2 separate regions of the Homo sapiens genome follow, and region 2 is linked to region 1. Evidence: chromatin loops called from intact Hi-C (ENCODE). Cell type or tissue: PC-9. All regions are shown on one strand. Each heading gives the region's core, and the rest is flanking DNA. Links, peaks and the distances in the headings are about the cores only. Region 1 overlaps RAPGEF4 (Rap guanine nucleotide exchange factor 4). Region 2 overlaps RAPGEF4 (Rap guanine nucleotide exchange factor 4).

Region 1 (9,904 bases), core at 1,029-9,028:
AGCCTCCTGAGTAGCTGGGATTACAGGTGCCTGCCACCATGCCCGGCTAATTTTTGTATGTTTAGTAGAGATGGAGTTTCACCATGTTGGCCAGGTTGGTCTCGAACCCCTGATCTCAGGTGATCCACCCACCTCAGCTGCCCAAAGTGTTGGAATTACAGGCGTGAGCCACCGTGCCTGGCCCAGATAGAAAACTTTAAGTATGTAAGAATCATTGCAGTATAATCATATTGAATTTTTAGTTATTAAGAACTAATACATTTGTTGGAAATTTGAAGTAATGCATATGGTTAATAATATTAAAAGCAAAAGAGGTTACCTCCTTCAATTTTAATAGAGATGTTAGTCTCTATTAAGACTATGGGATATCAAATTGGTACCATGCTAGTAAATGCCACAAGAGAAATTCTTTTTCTACTAATTTTCGAAGACGTTATCCCTGTAAATTACCTCTACTGATCTACATTTCCTGAGTTGATATGTGTGCACTCATCAAGGCAAGCATCCCTTGTGGGGTAGATGACCTTGCATCCATGTCCTTTGAGAGAATAAATATTTATATTGACAGTGCAGCTGCCATATATTGAGTTCGTAAAATTGGGTTTGGGTGTTTTAATCTGGCATATTATTCTTGCTTAATTTCATTGTGCTGACTATGGTTACAGAGCTATAAATCAGGGACAGTGTTTACCCACAGAAGGAAAGGAGAGCAGGAATAATAGTGTGAAATATTGCCTTTGTTTATTAAAAGTGTTTCTTCATTTGGGCACCTGTTGTCTTTTGGTTGCCGGTTCCCTCTGGATCTTACCAGTTTTTGAATTTTTTTTAGAAATTAATAAACAGATCTATGATCGTCTGAGGTAAGAGGTAGCATAAAGCTCATAAAGTAAAGGAGTGAGTGGGGCAGGTAAAAAGAAACCTATTTTTAATATACAAAAATAGGGCATATGTATACAAAGTTCAAACAGTACAGACAAGGCTAACTACATAATTTGTGGGGCCCAGTGCGAAATAAAAATATGGGATCTCTTGTTCTCCTCAGAGGAAAAAATATTAACTTTTTCTGTGTTCTCTATCTCAACTCCTCATTTTGTTCTTTGCCATTTAATGTTCTAAGTAAAGAAAAACCCACATTTTAAATTATTAGCATAAATTTGTTTATCTGTGGTGCAATACCAGTTTTAAATGCAAATATAAGACCATTTAACTTACATGCAGAATGACCCAAACTACATAATTTGAACTTCCTAGCTCGGACATGTGTATATATTTCATTCTTACTAGGGCAGTGGAAACTTTGCACAAAACTGATTCAACTGTTTTCATTTTGCTTCTTGATGCATGCACATTCTAACCAACACTGACTATCTTCAGCTTACTCACAGTAAGGAAGGACTAAAAGGAAAAAGAAGTATAGGTTGCCCTATCTTTCCTTTACTTTAATGTCATTATTTTCAGACTAATGGTTGGCTAATAGAATTGGCTCTTGGTATCCATGGGTTACACATCCATGGATTCAACTAACCCCAGATTTCAAAAAAATATGCCAGTTGGGCGCGGTGGCTCACGCCTGTGATCCCAGCCAAGGTGGGCGGATCGCCTGAGGTCAGGAGTTCAAGACTAGCCTGGCCAACATGGCGAAACGCTGTCTTTACTAAAAACACAAAAATTAGCTGGGAGTGGTAACACACGCCTGTAATCCCAGCTACTCAGGAGGCTGAGGCAGGAAAATCACTTGAACCTGAGAGGTGGAGGTTGCAATGAGCCGAGATCACGCCATTGCACTCCAGCCTGGGCGACAGAGCGAGACTCCGTCTCAGAAAAAAAAAAAAAATCCAAAAAAGGTATGGCACTGAACATGTACAGAGGTTTGGGTTTTTTTTTTTTTTTTTGTCATTATTCCCTAAACAATATGATATGGTAACTATTTACATAGTATCTGTTTGGGGGAAACTAAGGGGAAGAACGCATTTTATGGATGTTATACAAAACTTAAAATTTGATAAATATTTTCTAGTTACACTCTAGAAAGTCTGAAGCAATTTTCACTCTCCACAACAGTGTAGGAGTATACTTGTTTTTTCAGTTCTTTAACCTGAGTAATTTCAAACTTTGAAAATTTTTATTACTTCGCTTTGTATTTCCCTAATCACGCATCTTTTAAATATTTCTTGGCAGTTGTACTGTTTTTGGTCTGTGAATGGCTGGTTCACATCTTTTGTTCAGTACTCTATTGGGTTGTATCTACAGTTTATGAGATTATAAGAACACTTTGTAAATTAAAGAAACGTGCCCCTTTTGCCATACGCATTAAAATATCTTTTCCAGGGTTTTGTTCCAGATACATTTTGTGACTAGGCGCTTAGGACTGAAGAAGCATTTCCTTTATGAGTTTTTTCCTCAAGACATTTCATTCATTAATTTTTTTCCCTGTAATTTCTTCCTGTGAACTATGCCCCAGTTACACATCCCTAAGGACATACAGTATCACTATTGAAGCAAAACTTTTAAAAAATCATTTTATTGTCTACTGCTTCTCCTGGAAATTATTTTAATTTATCTGTTTGATGTTTTTATCCTTTTTCTACTGGGGAGATGCTACTTCAGGAAGCTAATTCCAAATTAGTTAGTTCTTGGATCTGTTGGCTCCAAGACGCAATTCCCAGCACTTATTCATCCTTATCTATTTGGGGGAAACTCAGAGGAAGAAGGCATTTTGAAATTCTATCACGTGCTGTTTTTCTTGGCTGGATCAATGGCTTAGCCATTGGCTGCATGGTCTCTCTTTCTCTTTACACACCAGATACTTTCAATTGGAGTTTCTAGTAGAGTTGAAGCTAAAGAACACTGAATGCAAAAACAAAGTAATTCCACTTTTGTGCCTCAATCTTATCATCCCAGTGCTCAATGTATTGGCCTTCAGTGGTTCTAGTAAAATGGGATATAATCATGTGTGGAAAATAGCAGAGGCAGCTTCAAAAAACTCAGGGAAGAGAGATTGAAAGGAGTGTCCAAGATGGGGTACATATTATAAAGGCAGAGGAAGAGAACTACTCTTCATAAAACTTGATTTGGAGATAATGCTACAATTGTGGTGACTGGTGCTAGTAAACAGGAAGATAAAGCTACTTTTCTGCATGCTCTGAAACCTCTCTCAACAAGAAATAATCCCATTGTAAATAAATTTGTTTATTTGTTTATAAAATCCCAAGCAACTGCTTTTTTCTTCTTCTTCTTCTTCTAATTGGAACATTTGGGATTTCAGGTTTTCAGATTAGGGGTAAACATTCTGCAAATATTCCAAAATCTGAAAAAATCAGAAATCTGAACCAAACAAATGACTTTTAACCACTTTGAAAAATGAGAACCTCTACAAAAGATTGGGTTTCAATAAAGGGAAATCTCTTTTCTACACACATTCTTTCTCCTTTAAACATCGAAATAGTCTTGAAAGAATTTTTTTATTAAATTCTGTTCTCTTTCTTTGATTTTTTTCTTAGGTGAAATATTACATTTTGTTTTCCTGTGGCATAATGGCAATGTCATCCTTATCAGCTTATGCTCCTATTCCGTACTTCAGTTGACTGGCGCCCTCTGAGGCTTCTGAGCTATGTAGGAGTTTTTGCCCCCCACTAGCTGACACCAGTACGTTACAGAGTTGCTCTAAGTTGCCAGCCGTCCCTTCTCACTGAGATCAAACTGCTCTCTTTCCTCTGCTCCTGGTGCCTTTTCTCTGCTAAAGGTTGGGAAATGATATGCGTCTAAGCAAGAGTAAATAGACCGTGAAGAAGTGAGTTGTGAGTGCTCATAGTGGTGTCACCTAGCAGCTTTGATATGTGAAACAGATGCCACATTCATTTTGGTGTCTTAGAGGACAGATATGCAGTTGCTAATTGTGTTCAGATCAATTAAAGGATGTGTATAAGTGGCTATTGGATTACTGGTGTGTTGTTAGTGATTTAAATCTTTATAAAACATTATTTCTAAACTGTTGACCAAGCTGCAAACATATCCAACAATATGCATGCTCATTAATAAATAGAAGAGACAGTTTCTACAGTGGAAAGCACATGGGCATGGTATCAAAATGAGGTTTTACTGCTTTTTGGCAGTGTGATACTGGACCAGAAGTTTGTACCTCAGTTTTCTCACCTGTAAAGTGAGATAATAAAATATAGCTTGTGTGGTGGTGGCATGCCTAGCACATGAATAAACACTGAGTGAAAGAATTTCATTAAATGATAACAATTTTAGAAATATATAACCTGATATTAAATATGTTTTATGAATATAAATCATTAGAATACGTTCTTGATACTTATGATAATAAAATTATTTATCCTTATTGATACATACCTTAAATATATGATTATGACTTGCTAAAAAATATACAATTTTCAAATAACAACAATCTCTTAACCAGTATACATTTCCAATTCAGAAATCAAATTCTCAGTGGCAAGGGAAGATTGAGATCCAGAAAGAACTAAGACTAGCGAGCATTCCATTCCTCTAAGGCTTCTAAATTAGAATGTGGGTCTAGGGCTGGAAAGAGGGTGAGATTGAGTATCATTCTTCCAATCTCTTTCTGGCTTTTTGTTCCTGACTTTGAATGAGGGTGATAGTTGTAATTACTCCAGACTTTCTGAATAGAAGTGAAAAGTGAGGTAAATCTAACTTGTTGAAATGGAAATATACCTTCCACTCCATAAAAGATGTCACATCTTGGTATAATCTCAGGCTTATTTTTTTAGATGCAAATTAGTGAAAAAACAATAGCTAACAATTTTGGCAGCCAAAATCTTCATGGTAGCTTCCTTTGAATGCCAAAAATCTCTCATGTATGGACACATATGCCTGCATAAATACATGCAAAACACACCCTCTTCTGCCTCCACATGTCTATGGCAATTTCCAGGAGAAATGCCAGAAGAAGCAAATGCCTCAAAGACTCTGTGCTTTGAGGTTAAAGGTGTGATGCCTTTGGCACCACCAGAACTCAACTTCGTTGTAGCTCTGTGGTGTGTGACGTCTCAGTTGTGATATCCTAGAGCAACCTCATAGCCCTGATCTCCCATTCTGTCCATGTGATTAAACACGCTCTGTTTGGGTGTTGCCTGGTAGAATAATAACACTGCTTAGGTAAGAAGGGTATTGTCCTGAGGTGTGGCGTCCTTTTGACTTCCTCCCCCAAATGGAGCACTTCCTGCTTTCCAGCTGAATGATGAGTCATGAGAAGAGACTTGAGGATGTGACACAGGAGACCAGTCAGGCCATAATTATTTGTAAGGCATGTGTAACAAATCTGCTTTCAGCACACATCCCATCCAGGTAAAGCCAGGAAATACAACGAGGGCTGGAAATAGCTCGTGGCTAGCATCCTCAACACTAGTCATTTAGTGCTTTCAACAACCCAAAGTGCCACATCAAAGTACTCATGTTTACCAGAATTCTCATTGCAGATCTGAATTCTGATGATTATTTCTATTTTTGTGATTTCTGGCAATTGAGAAACATTGTTAGAGTTTATTCAGAGTGAGAGATTTGTGAAGTGTTTGATATATGTCTGAGATAGACCTAGGTATGTGCTATAATGGCACATAGAAATGTGGCCAGGAGCACAGTCATGTGAGAAAGCTCCCTGAGGTATGTAAGGAGAATGGCTCATATTGCATTTTAAATTGTGTTCTTACAGAACATGAGCATTACCATTTATTACTGTGTATGTCAAGAACCATGTTGGGTGTGTGTGTGTATACATTTTGCTGAATCCTAACTATGGGCTTTTGAGGCAATTATAAACATAAAAATAGCTATATGACTAATGCTTGCTATGGGCTTGTCATTATGCTAAGTAGCCATCTTATATACATTGTCTTATTTAATCCTCCTAACAACATTGGCCGGTGGGGGTGATTATCCCATTTTATAAGTAAGAAAATGGAGACTTGGAGAGATTAAGGAGCTTGCCCAGGGTTGTATGGCTAGTAAAGTGAAAGAGTTAGGATTTAAACTTGCTCTGTCTGACTTCAAAACTTGTGATTTGTACCACACCATTTTTCTCTCTTACCATCCTATGATCAAGCATTATCAGTGACGAACCAGCCAACCAACAAACCAAACAAACCAATAAACAAGTAAATAAACAAATAAATGCAGTTTCAACCTTCTTTAATGGAGTGTATGTTATAATAGAAAGGTATTCTTTTTCTATTATCTCACTCTGTTGCCCAGGCTGGAGTGCAGTGGGGTAATTGTAGCTCACTGTGGTCTTGAACTCCTGGGTTCAATCCCACCTCAGCCTCCTGATTAGCTGGGACTACAGGTGTGCACCGCCTTGCCTGGCTAAATTTATTTTGGTGGTAATGGGATCTCACTATGTTGCTCAGGCTGGTCTCAAACTCCCATCCTCAAGTGATCCTTCCACCTTAGCCTCCCAAAGTGCTGAGATCACAGGTGTGAGCCACTCTGCCCAGCCAAGAAAAATGCTTATATTCACTTGGAGAACAATAGCTCAAATATGGTGTAGTATTCCATTCTCACCAACACTTAGGAAAAAATGGAAATCTACAACCTTAAGTTAAATCCAACAAACATGAAGTGCCTACTGTGTTGGTCATGCTTCTTATGAGACTCTGGGGTGAACAATCAAGAGATACTTTGGAAAAGAGCACCCTCTTAGAATACCAGAAGAATACCAGAAGGCTGAGGCAAAAGAGTACCAGAAGGCTAAGGCTACTGTTCTCACTTTAGTCTCTCACATTGCTACATATCATTTCCTACAAGAAGTGACCTGTTGGGGGGTCTTCCCTTTGATATCCTAAAAAATGAAACATGTTTATTTCTCTGTGGATATCATGACGTGAAAGAATATCCTCCTCAAAAATATCTTCCCCATTTTAACTTCAGTACACTTCATAGAAAGATCAGAGTCATGGTAATGGGCCATTATACCACCATGATCACACACACCAGAACACACTGGGAAATCCGCCTTTGTTATCCCTGCAATTAGGTTTAGTTCTAAAGTGATTAACTTAGAGAAAATGAAGTAAGATAATATTAAATAAGCCAGCTTTTGGATATTTGATTTATGACTAAAAGGAAAGGATCCAGAAGCAGCTTTGAGGAAATCTCATGCACGGTAGAAAGTTAATATCTCAAATAAATTTAAAGGCTTTCTAAGCATGCTGGTGATTAGTTCAATTGTAGATCTCTTTTATCACCTAGATATGGGTTTTAAAAACTATTGTAGGATCTCTTGGTATGGAGGAGATTCCAGAAAACTTTGTATAAATGTTTTTGGTAAAATTTAAAGATATTGTGTACCCCAAATATTTTCTCTTCTCTAGGAATTTAGTTTACACATGTGAAAATTTATCTGAAGTGTGATCTTACATATACTTGATACACCAAACACAGTCACAGGGGAGGATGGGAGGCAAACTTGCATGAAACGCGTTAGAGAAAACCAAAACCTATTTATTTGAACCATATGTTGTTCTTTACTGCACTTATTTTTTTCTTAAGAAGCACAAATTAATTTAGCTAGTTTCTAAGTTTGGGCAATAAGCAAGTTCTTCTTCCCATGCATCCTTTGATCCCCATCACCAAACAGGGAACAGCTTTCTTCTGGTGTAGGTCTCCATGACCCCTCCCCTAAAAGATCAGCAACACACTCAGGACCTCCATTTATATTTTTACTTTTAATGAAATAAATACATCGTGAATATTAATTATGGTGAGTTAGAAGAAAGTGTTCAGCTTCCTTATAAAGCCAGGTCATTGGCTTTGTTACAGGAAAGGGGTCCTGTAGGAACGGGGGTCCAAGAACGCCAAGAGAGGGTTCTTGGATCTCACACAAGAAAGAATTCAGGGCGAGTCTGCAGTGCAAAGTGAAAACAATGTTATTAAGAAAGTAAAGGAATAAAAGAATGGCTAGTCCGTAGACAGAGCAGCCCTGAGGGCTGCTGTTTGCCCATATTTATGGTTATTTCTTAATGATATACTAAAGAAGGGGTGGATTATTCATGCCTTCCCTTTTTAGGCCATATGGGGTAACTTCCTGACATTGCTATGGCATTTGTATACTGTCATGGCGCTGGTGGGAGTGTAACAGTGAGGATGCCCAGAGGTCAGTCTCTTCATTATTTGGTATTGGTGGGTTTTGGCCAGCTCCTTAACTGCAACCTGTTTTATCAACAAGGCCTTTATGACCTGTATTCTGTGCTGACCTCCTATCTCATCCTATGAGTTAGAATGCCTTAAGCATCTGGGAATGCAGCCCGGTAGGTTTCAGCCTCCTTTTACCCAGTTCCTATTTAAGATGGAGTTGTTCTGGTTTACATACCTCTGACAGCTTTATCATCATCTTAAGCTTTAGGGAGAAGCTACCTTTATTCATTCATAGTATATTTACTGAGTATTTAGTAGTGGCACATCATTACACAAAGGAGATACAAAAAAATTCCTGGGCATTGGGCGTACGGAGGTACTAATTCAAGAGGTAAGTCATATGCATATGAAAGGCAGAGTATCAATATAAAAGTTGCTAACATTAAGAGGAACATGTATGGGTCAAGAAGTGAAATGATCAATATCATATTTTCTGTTCTCTTAAGTGCTAAAAGCCTCTTTCTCTTTAGTACTTTGTCTTGTGTTTCATCTCTAATTCAAAGCTTTTATAAAATCTTACTTCCTCCATTGAAACCTTTGAGCATGTGACGAATTATGGTCAGAGCATCCCTGGGTCCAAATTATTCATTATATGGCTTCTCTTCCATTAAGGATCTGTGTTCGCTAGCTTTTTGTTTGTTTATGGCTCTCTATTCCTGTCAGAGCTGGTTTAGAGGTTCTGAGCCAGAGTGCAGCTACTTCCAAATCTTTAAAGAAACATTTTCCTCCAGGAAGGAAAACTGTTCTCTTAACTGATCATGCAATTCTGGAAGGCGAAGAAGGAGTGAGCCCTGACCCAACAGGACAGATTAGCCAGATCAACCTGGTTATCATAGCAGAGTACTATGTTTCCACTTCAACATCTGCACAACGCCTATTCTACCCATTGGGTGATCAACCACTTGTTCTTTGGTCCTCTGTGCCATTCTCTTAGTTGTTGATACTTTTACTGTCTACTTTACCTGCTAGAGTTATTTGCAGTGTTGGGGCGAGCTACTCAGTAACAGCCAAGTCTTAGGCGACTGCATGAAAAGTTCATCACTGCTGACTGTCACATCGTGAGCACCCAGTTAATATTTATTAAGGTAGTAATTGTTAGCAGTTAGATATGGATTTATTTAAGGTGAATATTATACTTCTTTTGTAGGAAAGAATCCAAAAGCATCAAGTGAAGCTGCCCTCTTCTTCCTTAGCAGGTCCTTTTTCAGGGAAATTGTCTTGGGATGTCTTGTTAGCTCTAGGGGTCTTAGAGATCACTCATTGCCTATGAACTGAAGAGCAGAAACAGGTCCAGAGAGCTTTCAACTGTTTCCCTAAGGCCACCATGCTGGGCATTGGCAGAGCCAGGACCAGCCTTGGTTTTCCTCTTACTGGCCCAGGGCTGACGCCATAGCACTATGTCTGAATGGGGCTTAAAAGCTAATGTGATAAGGGAAAGCCTTGAATTAACAGTGTCCAAAACTATTTTGAGATCCTGATGAAAGTGATAGACCCTCTCCCCAGAAAAATGCATGCTATGGTTTGGATATAGTTTGTTGGGCTCCACAAAGTCTCATGTTGGAATTTGATCTCACTGTTGGAGGTGGGGCCTGTGGAAGGTGTTTGGCTGGTGGGGGCAGATCCCTCATGAATGGCTTTGTGCCACTCCAAGAAGTGAGTGAGTTCTCGCTCTTACTTCCCTCAAGAACTGGTTCTTGAAAAGAGCCTAGCACCTCCTCCTTCCCCCTTT
Region 2 (9,904 bases), core at 551-8,550, 120 kb after region 1:
AGATTCAGGAAATGCAGAAAGGTCCTGAGGGTGCACTCAGGATATGACTGGTGTCTGGCGGAAATATATCCCATAGATCCCTCAAAATCAAGAAAATCAGGAATACCCTAACCCGATCAATAATCTCCCTTTCAGTTGTTTCATCTGATGCATTGATTATGAATCTTCAAAGACCAAGGATGAGAAAAGTCACCTGTAGTGTGCTATATTTTTTAAAGCAGTTTCTATAGCTTCTCAGATTGTTTCAGTAGGTGTGTCTCTAATTGAGCCAATCTCATTTTTAAACATCTTGTAACCCAAACCTAGGATTATAATTAACTTAGTATCATTTACCAGAATAGTGTCCTTTGAACTCTGACAAATCAGATGAGCACAACAGATGACATTCTCAAATGTCCATGAAATAAACTGATGTTTGCACAGGTATTTTTATTCAAACTAGAATTACATAACATGGTAAATCATTATATGTTATTATTTATAGGGTGTTATTGTAAGTTTGTTACTGTGACATAGTTTTAAGGATGTATCTACTGTATGCCCAATGGGCTTGAGAAAATACTTCCAAAGTTTTGAGAAATGGAAACTTGCCTTTCTATCAGGGTATCTGAGATAGCTGTAATCTTGTTAGATGTTATACACTGTAAATATGCATGCTTGTAATATTTATAAATTTGTTCTCTATACTTAGGTTTTAACATCCCAGGTTAGTAGACATTTCTTCTGCTTTTCTGGTGGGGAGAGAATGCTAACTTTGATTGGGATTTTTCAAACTTTAGAAATCTGGCCTTCCTGAACACAATTAAAGCCCAAGCTTGTGACCCAAACTCTGCCATCCTTTACAGAATCCAATTCCTTGATGAGGGCGGTAGGGGAGGGGCTGGGTTTCTGGGGTCCAATGTGTGCACTTTGGGAGTCTCAGTGGTACCCAGTGGCGGGGGCCGTGGGGCTTGGCCAAGGTGACCCTGTTCTGCCTCAAGTAGTTAGAATAAGGATAAGGATTGATCCATTCAGCAAATACTGAAATCACGCTATTGAGATTTAAATTCACATGTAAACATTTTCCAATACTAATTTCATAAATTATTATTAAATTTCATAAAAATGGAGTGTGTTTTTTTCCTGATTCTCTTAGGAGGGTAATGTAAGGATTATGTTGTGTTTTTATGTATTCTTGTGTTTTTATCTATTCTTATGAAATGTTTATATAATGAATTTGGTTGAGATAGTTTATTTGTAATTTAGAAAGTTTGAAGTGTGTTATTTGTGAATATTAAGTATATTACTCAAATACTCCTAAAGGCCAAATGCATTTTCTTTAATAAATTATAAGTATTTGATTTTCCTGTAAGGTACTTGAGTATTCCAAAAATAAGGACAATTGTGATTGCACAATAATTCCTTTAACTGGAAAACATATTGGCTTATTTAGATAACATAAATGTTGTTAGAATGATGACCTTATGATTATATTGACTAGATCCAATCTTTAGAAATGCTCACATGTTAGTAAGGATTATGAAGTTATGGATCCATAGGGTTCTACTGATACTCATCCAATTCTTTGATGCTCAAAGTGTGGTTCCCACACCAGCAGCATCAACATCACTTGGCAGAAATGAAGAATCTTAGGTAACATCTCAGACCAACATAACCAAAATCTGCATTTTAATGAGATCCCCATGGGCTTCATGCAGTCATTAAAATTTGCAAAGCACTGATTTTGTGCATCATTTTATCAGACACAAAACCCAGTCCGTTTAAAAAAACAAAGGACTAGGAAGAGGGGAATTACTTAGTATTCCTCTCTGTCAGTAAGTTTCTACTCAATTGCAACTCATTGAATCTGATTCTTCACACCACAGTGCAGTGGAAACACCCAATCAGTTTGCTCCCAACATCCCTTCATATACCTGAACACATAAGTTACTCTCAGTTTTCTCTTTGGGCACCTACAATGAAGTCAGCTAGAATAAATGAATCAATGAAGAAATTCTTCCATTCATTCAATAAATCCTTGAGTAGTTCTGTATGCCAAGAGCTGGGGTAGAACAGTGAGCAAAACAAGGTTCTTGTCTTCATGCAGCTAACATTTCAGTACAGTAAACAGGTAAGAAACGAACATGAATATCCAGTGTGATAAATGCTATAGCGAGAGGGGTAAAGAGTGCCAGATATGGGGCAGGGATACGATATCCTATAGAATGGACAGAGCAGGCCTCTCCAAGAAGGTGTGTTTGAGCAGAGACCTGAAAGAAGTGAGGGTGTGAGCCATGGGGCTGTCTGGGAAGAGTGCATCCAGGCAAAAGGAAGAGAGGGTGTGGCCTGAGCAGAGGGCTAGAGAGCAGAGATAAGATCAGAGGTTGCAAGGAGCCAGACAGTTACACTGTAAACTATAGAGTTTGGCTTTCACTGGGAGTGGGAAGAGAAGCCATTGGAGGATTTGGGGCAACATGATCTGATCTATGTTTTTATAGGATCATGCGGCTATGGGGTTGATGATGTTGGGGCAGGGATGGCAGGGGATGGAAGCATACACACCTTCTAGGACAGGATCATGATCTCTAGACAAGGGATAACCAAGGCTTGGATAAGGCACAAGTGGCTATGGAGCACTTGAAATGTAGCTAATGAAATTTAGGAACAGAATTTAAAATTTTTAATTTAAATGAAAATTCCTGCCAGGCATGGTAATTTACACAATCATAGCTCACTGCAACCTCAAACTACTGGGCTCAAGTGATCCTCCTGCTTCAGTCTCTCAAGTAGCTAGGACTGCAGGCATGTGCCACCACACCAGGCTATTTTTTTTTAAATTAGAGATTATAAAGGGAAATGTCATAGTGTTCCAGCCCTTTTGTAATAAGTGCCAGTCCATGAAAGTTGTAAGAATTGAACCATGTCTTCAAAATCTTAACATTTGTTTTATTTCCAAAAAGCACTCAACACACTATTCCCAGGTTTGGACTTTGTTGTCAGAATTTCTCGTATTGGAAACAAGGGTGAATGATGAGGCCAAGGCTTAGATTTGTAAAAGGAGGAGGGAACAGTGGTTGAAGACTCTTTTTCAGAGTTTATGTTTCCATAGAAGTCACAGTTGTAAGGGGAGACACACCGTAATGGGCAGTGGCTTCTGTGGAATATTATGGTTGGCTTGTGTACATCTCTTAGCTTCTACTACTCAAATGCAGATTTCATAGTAATATGTTGGTATTGCCATTATAAGAAAATCTAGGCTCGATCAAGCCAATTTGTAAGGAAAAAATGAACTACTTTGTAAGATCTAAAAGAGAACCATTCTTACTGGTAAGAACAGGGACCTCTCTAAAGTTACCATTTTATTTTTTGCCTCTAAATATCTGACTTAGAAGTGTCTAACAGATATAGATATACCTCCTAGAAAGCAAACACTCAGAAGATCCTGTATGTTAAAAGAAAGATTACTATCTAATTGAAGCTGCCTCTCTCCACTAGAAGAATTCAGAAACAATCTTACATTGTAAGTTAGGGTTTGACAGAATCATTCTAAAAACATGCCATCTTGCAGCACTGTGTTAGGGTATGTTGCGGAGAAACTTGAACCATTTGCTAGCACCTGCTAAGAGCAGTACTCCAGAACAGTTGACAGGGGGGGTCCAGGCAGCCTGTTTCCTGGAAGCGCTTCCTTCGTCCGGTTTTACAGACTCACCATGCAGTCTTCTGTATTCTTCAGTCTCTTCTTACTGTCAGATACAAATAGTCAGACTGCAGCCTGAGACCACACTGTAGTCTTCAGTGCCCCTGATTTATGAGCCACTTAAAAAATATATATATAATAGCTATCTATTATAGATATTTTACATTTATATAATATACAATCTTTTATATCTATTATATATTATATCTATTATTTATTTTATATGTAATAGTTCTCTCTATATAATTCTATATATATAATAGTTCTCTATATATATCTCTATATATAGATATCTCATGATCTCTATATATGTATAGAGAGAATTATATATAAATATGTTATATAATAAATATAAAAAATAACTGTTATATATTTATATATGTAATATATAGTCTCAGTTATTTGTTATAATATATGTAAAACCAACCAAATAACTCTCTAGAGAGAGACAGACAGAGAGAGAGTATATTTCAACTCAGTGAAATATACACATGAAATAATCCCCTTCCCCCACTGACCACTATTAACTGTGTTCTCTCTGGTACTTAGCAACCATAAAAACACCTCAGTCTTAATCCATAAATGTTTTGTCACTTTGGGCCCTTAAAATGTTATTTCAGCTATTAAAGATTAGTCATGTACATGTTTTAAATGTTCAGCTCTTGTTGGAGCTGAATCCCTGAGGAGCCTGGACTGGTGGTCCCAGCATTCGGTGGGGTGGGGGTGTGAGGGTGAGATCTGTGTCTCCCATCCCACCTGTCTTTACTTGCACTTCTCTGCTACTAGTGTATGAGGGAGAGAGAAAGAAGACATTTATTCTTTTGACTGGTCAAGACAAATTTTTCCCTTCAGGAGACGACTGGTGGGCTAGAGTGGCTACAGTCAGAGAACCTTACCCCATGAGATAAGACACTCCTAAAGTCTTTTCCCTAGAGAGTCTGCCTTTATTATGGTGAATGCTCTGGGTGTATTTCACAATGATGATGCTTTCCTTCTCCTTGCCAGAGCCACAAGGAGACCCTTTTTTGGCTCTTCATGAGGAGCTGAAGTAGGTAAAACTGGTGGGGTTGAAGTAGGTAAAACTCACATAGTGTGGGTGCCCAGCTGAAAACGCCCCATCCCCAGGAGTTTCTCACTGTCAAGCTAATCTGCATTCAGCCTCCAGCAATTAATCAGAACTACCATCTAAGTATTCTTACCAGTTTGTGGTTTCCAGGTGAGCGAATCTCTCAATCAGGACTCTGGATTTTCCTGTCTCTCCAGATTTCTGGGTGGCAGTTTGCTTTGCAACCTCAATTCTCTGAGGAGCCCAAGAGCACTCATTATTTTCACTTTTTTCTTGGCCATAAGCGACAACTTTCAAGCTCTTTACAAGAGAAAAGCTGAAACTGGAAATCTCTAAGCCAATTTTGAACTTAGGGGAAAAGACTTGGGGAGGAAAAAGAAGCCTTCAAATGGAAGCCGAAGAAGTCTCTAGATGATTTTTCCATTATTTCACAAATGGAAAAACTTACAGAGTTAATTCAGAGTAGTGAAATCTGCCTATGAGTCTGACTTAGTCCTTATTTTAATTTCATCTGGGCGGCCCCAAAGAGTGATGACATTGATGATAACTATTACAAGAATGAGACATACATTTCAAAGATCTTAGTTATATTATTCCAAAATGCCAAAGCAAGGGAATATAGCTCCTAAAAGTATATCATTTTCACTAAAAAACTGAATACTGCTCTCTACCTCCTAGAAATGTCCTCAGCTGAAATAAGAAAAGGGGGATTTGAAATCCAAAATGTTGCAGCATTTATTAGATTCATATTATCTTGTAATTGTTTAACCCGTAGAAGTTTGGCTTTTTCAACAAGACCAAGAGCCCATTTTGGCCAGGTACCTTATCAGAGTCTCCTTCTTTAGCCTCGCACACTGCTCTGCACACAACAGACCTTCATTAAATCCTTGAATCAGATTGGATGTGGACTTGCCTGGCTTTTTACCGCACTGGTTTGGCAGGAGTTGTGTCCCAATCTTGCTTGTCATTCTTGTCTCTTGGTTTAAAATGCTGTGCTTTGCAAAAGGCTTCTTTGAGCAAGCACTTGAGGAAAAAGAATTACCCCCTTTCAAAAGGGTCTGAATATGGTCTTTCGTGAGGCCTATTACAGTGCCTTATACCTCATTATAATCTACTGGGGAGTTATTGTGCATCTTGTAATGGAGGCTAAATTCATATTTTTCATTCACCTGATTAGTATTTATGTATTGGCTCTGGTGCCAAAAGGAATATTTTCCGTCTCTGTTTCTCCTTTTCAGTAGTAATATGAACATAATACAAGGCAGTAGAAAGAGCATCCCCTTTCCAGAAACAAACAAAAATCAATTACAGTCAGTCCTGAGGGAAGTCTTTCGTGGAGAAAGCCAAGAAAAGCAGAAAGAAAGCTGAATGCCTCTGCCTTTATCTGTCCCCCCTGCCTCGCGGTTTTAGGATCACATTGTCACAGCCCCATTTGGATTCTTTCATGCTCAGGTAGGGAGGAAGAATTTTTATCAACACATGATTGATGTGTCAAAATCTAGAAAATTTCATTGGAGAGGGGTCCATGCCTTTCGGGGCTCATTTGTGATACGTGTTTTCTGGCTATAGGGCCAAACATGGGGCTCTAGGAAGCAAACCGAGCAGGCCAAATGCAGCCCCTACTCTGTGCCGTCCCGCTGTCCTCCTGCCTAGCCTAGCGCTCAGCAGGAAGAGTATCCGGGAGGATATGGTGTAGGGAGCGAGTGAGAGGGCTGGGTGGCAGCTGTGGCAGCCCTGCCCAGCCCTGTGGCCACTGCGACATCTTCTGTATGGGTCCTGGGGCTGCTGCTCTCGGATCAACTCTTTGCCCTTTGGTTCTGCCTTTGGGCTGGTTTTCTTTCTTTGACTCTCACGGATACTGCAGTGCTGCTTCTTTCCCTCTTCCATTTAACCTAATCATTTATAAAATGAAATTCTTTTCCATGTTTCTCTGACTTCTGGCTGGAGAGAGATCGGATGCGGGAAGCTCTTGCCTCCCTCTCAGCAGTGGCCCCGAGGCATCTCTAGTAGTGGCCATACCTCTAGGGTTCTGGGACACCCTCCAGGGTTCCAGCTCCCAGCAGGACACCTGGCTCAGGCCCTGGTCATGCTTCCTTCTCCCTCTGTCCCTTTGCTTGAGGGCCTCCTGCTTTGCCAATATTGGGACTACCTCTCACAGTGATCTATTTGGCTTCTGAAATTTTCCTCCCCTGGTGCAACACTTCCCGCATTAAATTCCCTTGTGGTAAATACAATGAATGGTTTCCATCTCCTGGCTGCACTGGACTGCTACTCCTCTCCCTGGTATATTTGTCTTAGCCCTGATAGGACAGTTCCTCAATGCTAAATGTTGTTTTATTGTTACAAAGTTTCTTTTTCTTTTTTTTTTTTTTTGAGATGGAATCTCACTCTGTCGCCCAGGCTGGAGTGCAGTGGCACGATCTCAGCTCACTGCAACCTCCGCCTCCCGGGTTCACGCCATTCTCCTGCCTCAGCCTCCCAAGTAGCTGGGACTACAGGTGCCCGCCACCACGCCCGGCTAATTTTTTTGTATTTTTAGTAGAGACGGGGTTTCACCGTGTTACCCAGGTTGGTCTCGATCTCCTGACCTCGTGATCTGCCCGCCTCAGCCTCCCAAAGTGCCGGGATTACAGGCGTGAGCCACTGCGCCTGGCCCACAAAGTTGCTTTTTAAAAAGTTAATTCAGACCAAGCATGATGCAGGGTGCTCATATGTAATCTCAGTAGGTCACTGTGAATATTTATTGCTGGAAATTCATCAGATCAAGTCTGATACCTGATGACCTAGAAGAGCTTGGATGCAATTTTCTCAATAACTTGAATCAAACAGAACACAGACTCTTCCAAAGGGTGGGCCAAGATGTCTCTAGAAGAAAACTGCAGGTGGATGGGGTCATTGTACCTGCAGTGGAGACACTGGAGTGAAATAGACCTGGAGTCTACTCTAAGCAATTCCAGTTATTGGCTGTGTGAGCACAGGCAAGTCCCTAGGTGTCTCTGGTCTTAGCTGTCTCCATAAACAATGGGAGTCAGAATATAGCAAGGAGATACATGTAAAGGAGCATGTGTGCACAGCATGTATAAACCTGCCTCTAGAGCTGGCTTGCTTTCTTTGTTTCTCACAAATGTCACCATGCTTTTGTCTTTCCTTCTCCTGTTTAACCTAAGAATTCTTAAAATGACATTCTTTCTCTTATTTTTCTACAGTGCAGCTAAGGTAAAATTCTCAAAAGAAACTTTACTTGAAAACCAAGGGAAACCAAAAAGGAAGTAAATAATCTGACACAAAGGCAATAAAGTTACACTTGTAATGCAGGGGTCTCTGAACAGGCATTGGCCAGTGACTATTTCCAGGGATGTGGCCTGCCTGTCAGGCTTGCCCTGTCTCAGAGCATTTGGCTTCTAAGTACCAACATAGTTCTGAGGATGTGGTATATTGCCTAACTGAATACAGTGTCCCTTTCAAAGACAAATTCCTATTCCCTCAAAATAAAACCTTCCCTGCTTTCCCCTGCATGTGTTCCTTGGAGATTTTATTTAAATAAAGGGACCATCCCCTCCTCAAGGCATCCTTCATTCATCATGTTGCCCCTAAACCTAAAATCTTTGAGCCGGAGAAGGATCTGAGGATTCTGCCTTTCAACAGATGAAATACCCTCTTGGTCCTGGAACTGGTACTAGGATTACTAGCTAAAAGACAACCTTGTGTACATTTACCTCTTTAGAAGTTGCAAATCAAAGAAAAAGTTCTGGTTGAAGCTTGATACTTCTTTGCTTTAGTAACACTTTCTTTTCAGGGTTCCAAGGAACCAGAAAGGGAGCTGTCCAACAAAATAAAGTAGCCTAGAGACCACTTGTTAGCATTTTGTTAAAATATAGCCATTGCTTTAGAAACAAATTAAAACATGCAATCTTCAAATAATGTTTCATTGCACCTACCAAAGAATAAACACTTATCACCAGTCCAGAAGCATGGGCATCTTCTTGACCTTGGTTCTGGCAGCCTCTCAAAGATCACTGCAAAGGAAAGTAGGTTTTTCATTGGAAAGAAAAGTTGAGCTCAGAAACAAATCCCATACCCATCTACTCTAGACCACACCTATCTGTACCTCTTTACTCTAAGACAAGAAGAAGAAATGGATTTCTACTATTATTTTCAAGAAACCAGAGGTCTTTACAATTTGATACAGTCAGGTGCAGTCCTAGACTGTAAACCAACCTGTGTAATGAAAAGAGGTGAGAGGCTTAAGAACCTGGGAACTCACAACTTAGAAATATGTAGCGTGTTTTAACTGCACGTTTTCAGGGTCCCAGTGTATGATGGTCTCACGTGTTTGAACACTTCTCTGGGTGATATACTATCAAAGAATTCTTGTCTTCTTTGAGGTGTTAGGTGCAAGTACAGGGACTCTGTGAGCTCATAGTCTCTCTCCATCAGTACGTCTGCCATAACAGAGCATGGACTATTTCAGGGCAAAATCAGTCCCTGTTTAAAGCAACTGTTGAATTGGACTAGAGTGATACTTCTTGATCTGTGCTGGTAAACAGTATGCTGTTAAAATACTATAATATTGCTTGACATCTGTGCTACAGTGATTTCAAGAGGGGAAAAAAGTCTGCTAGATGCCAGCGAGGTGATGAAAATGTTTAAATAAGTTAGTTCAGTGAGATTTCAGCCATTCTAAATACATCTGTATCTTATCTATGCTGTTATCTTAAAGTTTAGTATTCTTTTCTCTTTTTCCTTAATTCTATTATAAATCAAAAGCATCAACCCACTTGAAACTTATTGTTAATTTAAAAAGGTATATATTTATGCATGTATGTTTGTATTTAGCTACATACAATATTATATATTGGCCTTTATTTACCTCATTTTTTATTAGGACTAGAGGGAAAACTTATCAATTTATTTTCACTGTAATGGCTTCTATTTGCAAACAGTAGGGTTTTTAGTACAAAGCGTAATAATCTCTACATCAGTTTTCCATGACTGCTATAACAAATTACCACAAATGCAGTGGTTAAAAAACACCTTAATAACCTAACAGTGCTATTGTTTAGAAGTCTGAAATGGGTCTCACTGGGCTCACAATAAGGCGTCAGCAGGGCTGCGTTCATCTGGAAGTTCTAGGGGAAATCTCTTTTGTTTGTTTTTCTCCT

Evidence for each region. Hi-C counts contacts between places; a loop is a spot of excess contacts. Peaks named below come from ENCODE experiments on the same cell type or tissue, not always from the same donor. Only the 100,000 strongest peaks of a DNase experiment are listed, where the experiment ranks them.
Region 2: a loop joins it to region 1, with 7 times the contacts of the local background. A loop is called at or near these places in 2 of 110 quality-filtered maps.

What each region holds. Positions count from the first base shown.
Region 1 is chr2:172,831,386-172,841,289 of GRCh38, forward strand. The region is part of intron 4 of RAPGEF4 (Rap guanine nucleotide exchange factor 4); the gene reads left to right. Among named protein-coding and RNA genes, the nearest start is that of RAPGEF4-AS1, 100 kb to the left of the region's middle. In PC-9, for the core only: no CTCF peak of the experiment used is centred there; DNase peaks (open chromatin) are centred at 5,196 and 8,276; H3K27ac peaks cover 2,871 bases.
Region 2 is chr2:172,949,373-172,959,276 of GRCh38, forward strand. All of the region lies in intron 6 of RAPGEF4 (Rap guanine nucleotide exchange factor 4), which reads left to right. Among named protein-coding and RNA genes, the nearest start is that of MAP3K20, 120 kb to the right of the region's middle. In PC-9, for the core only: no CTCF peak of the experiment used is centred there; DNase peaks (open chromatin) are centred at 4,259, 4,919 and 5,269; H3K4me3 peaks cover 1,714 bases; H3K27ac peaks cover 2,372 bases.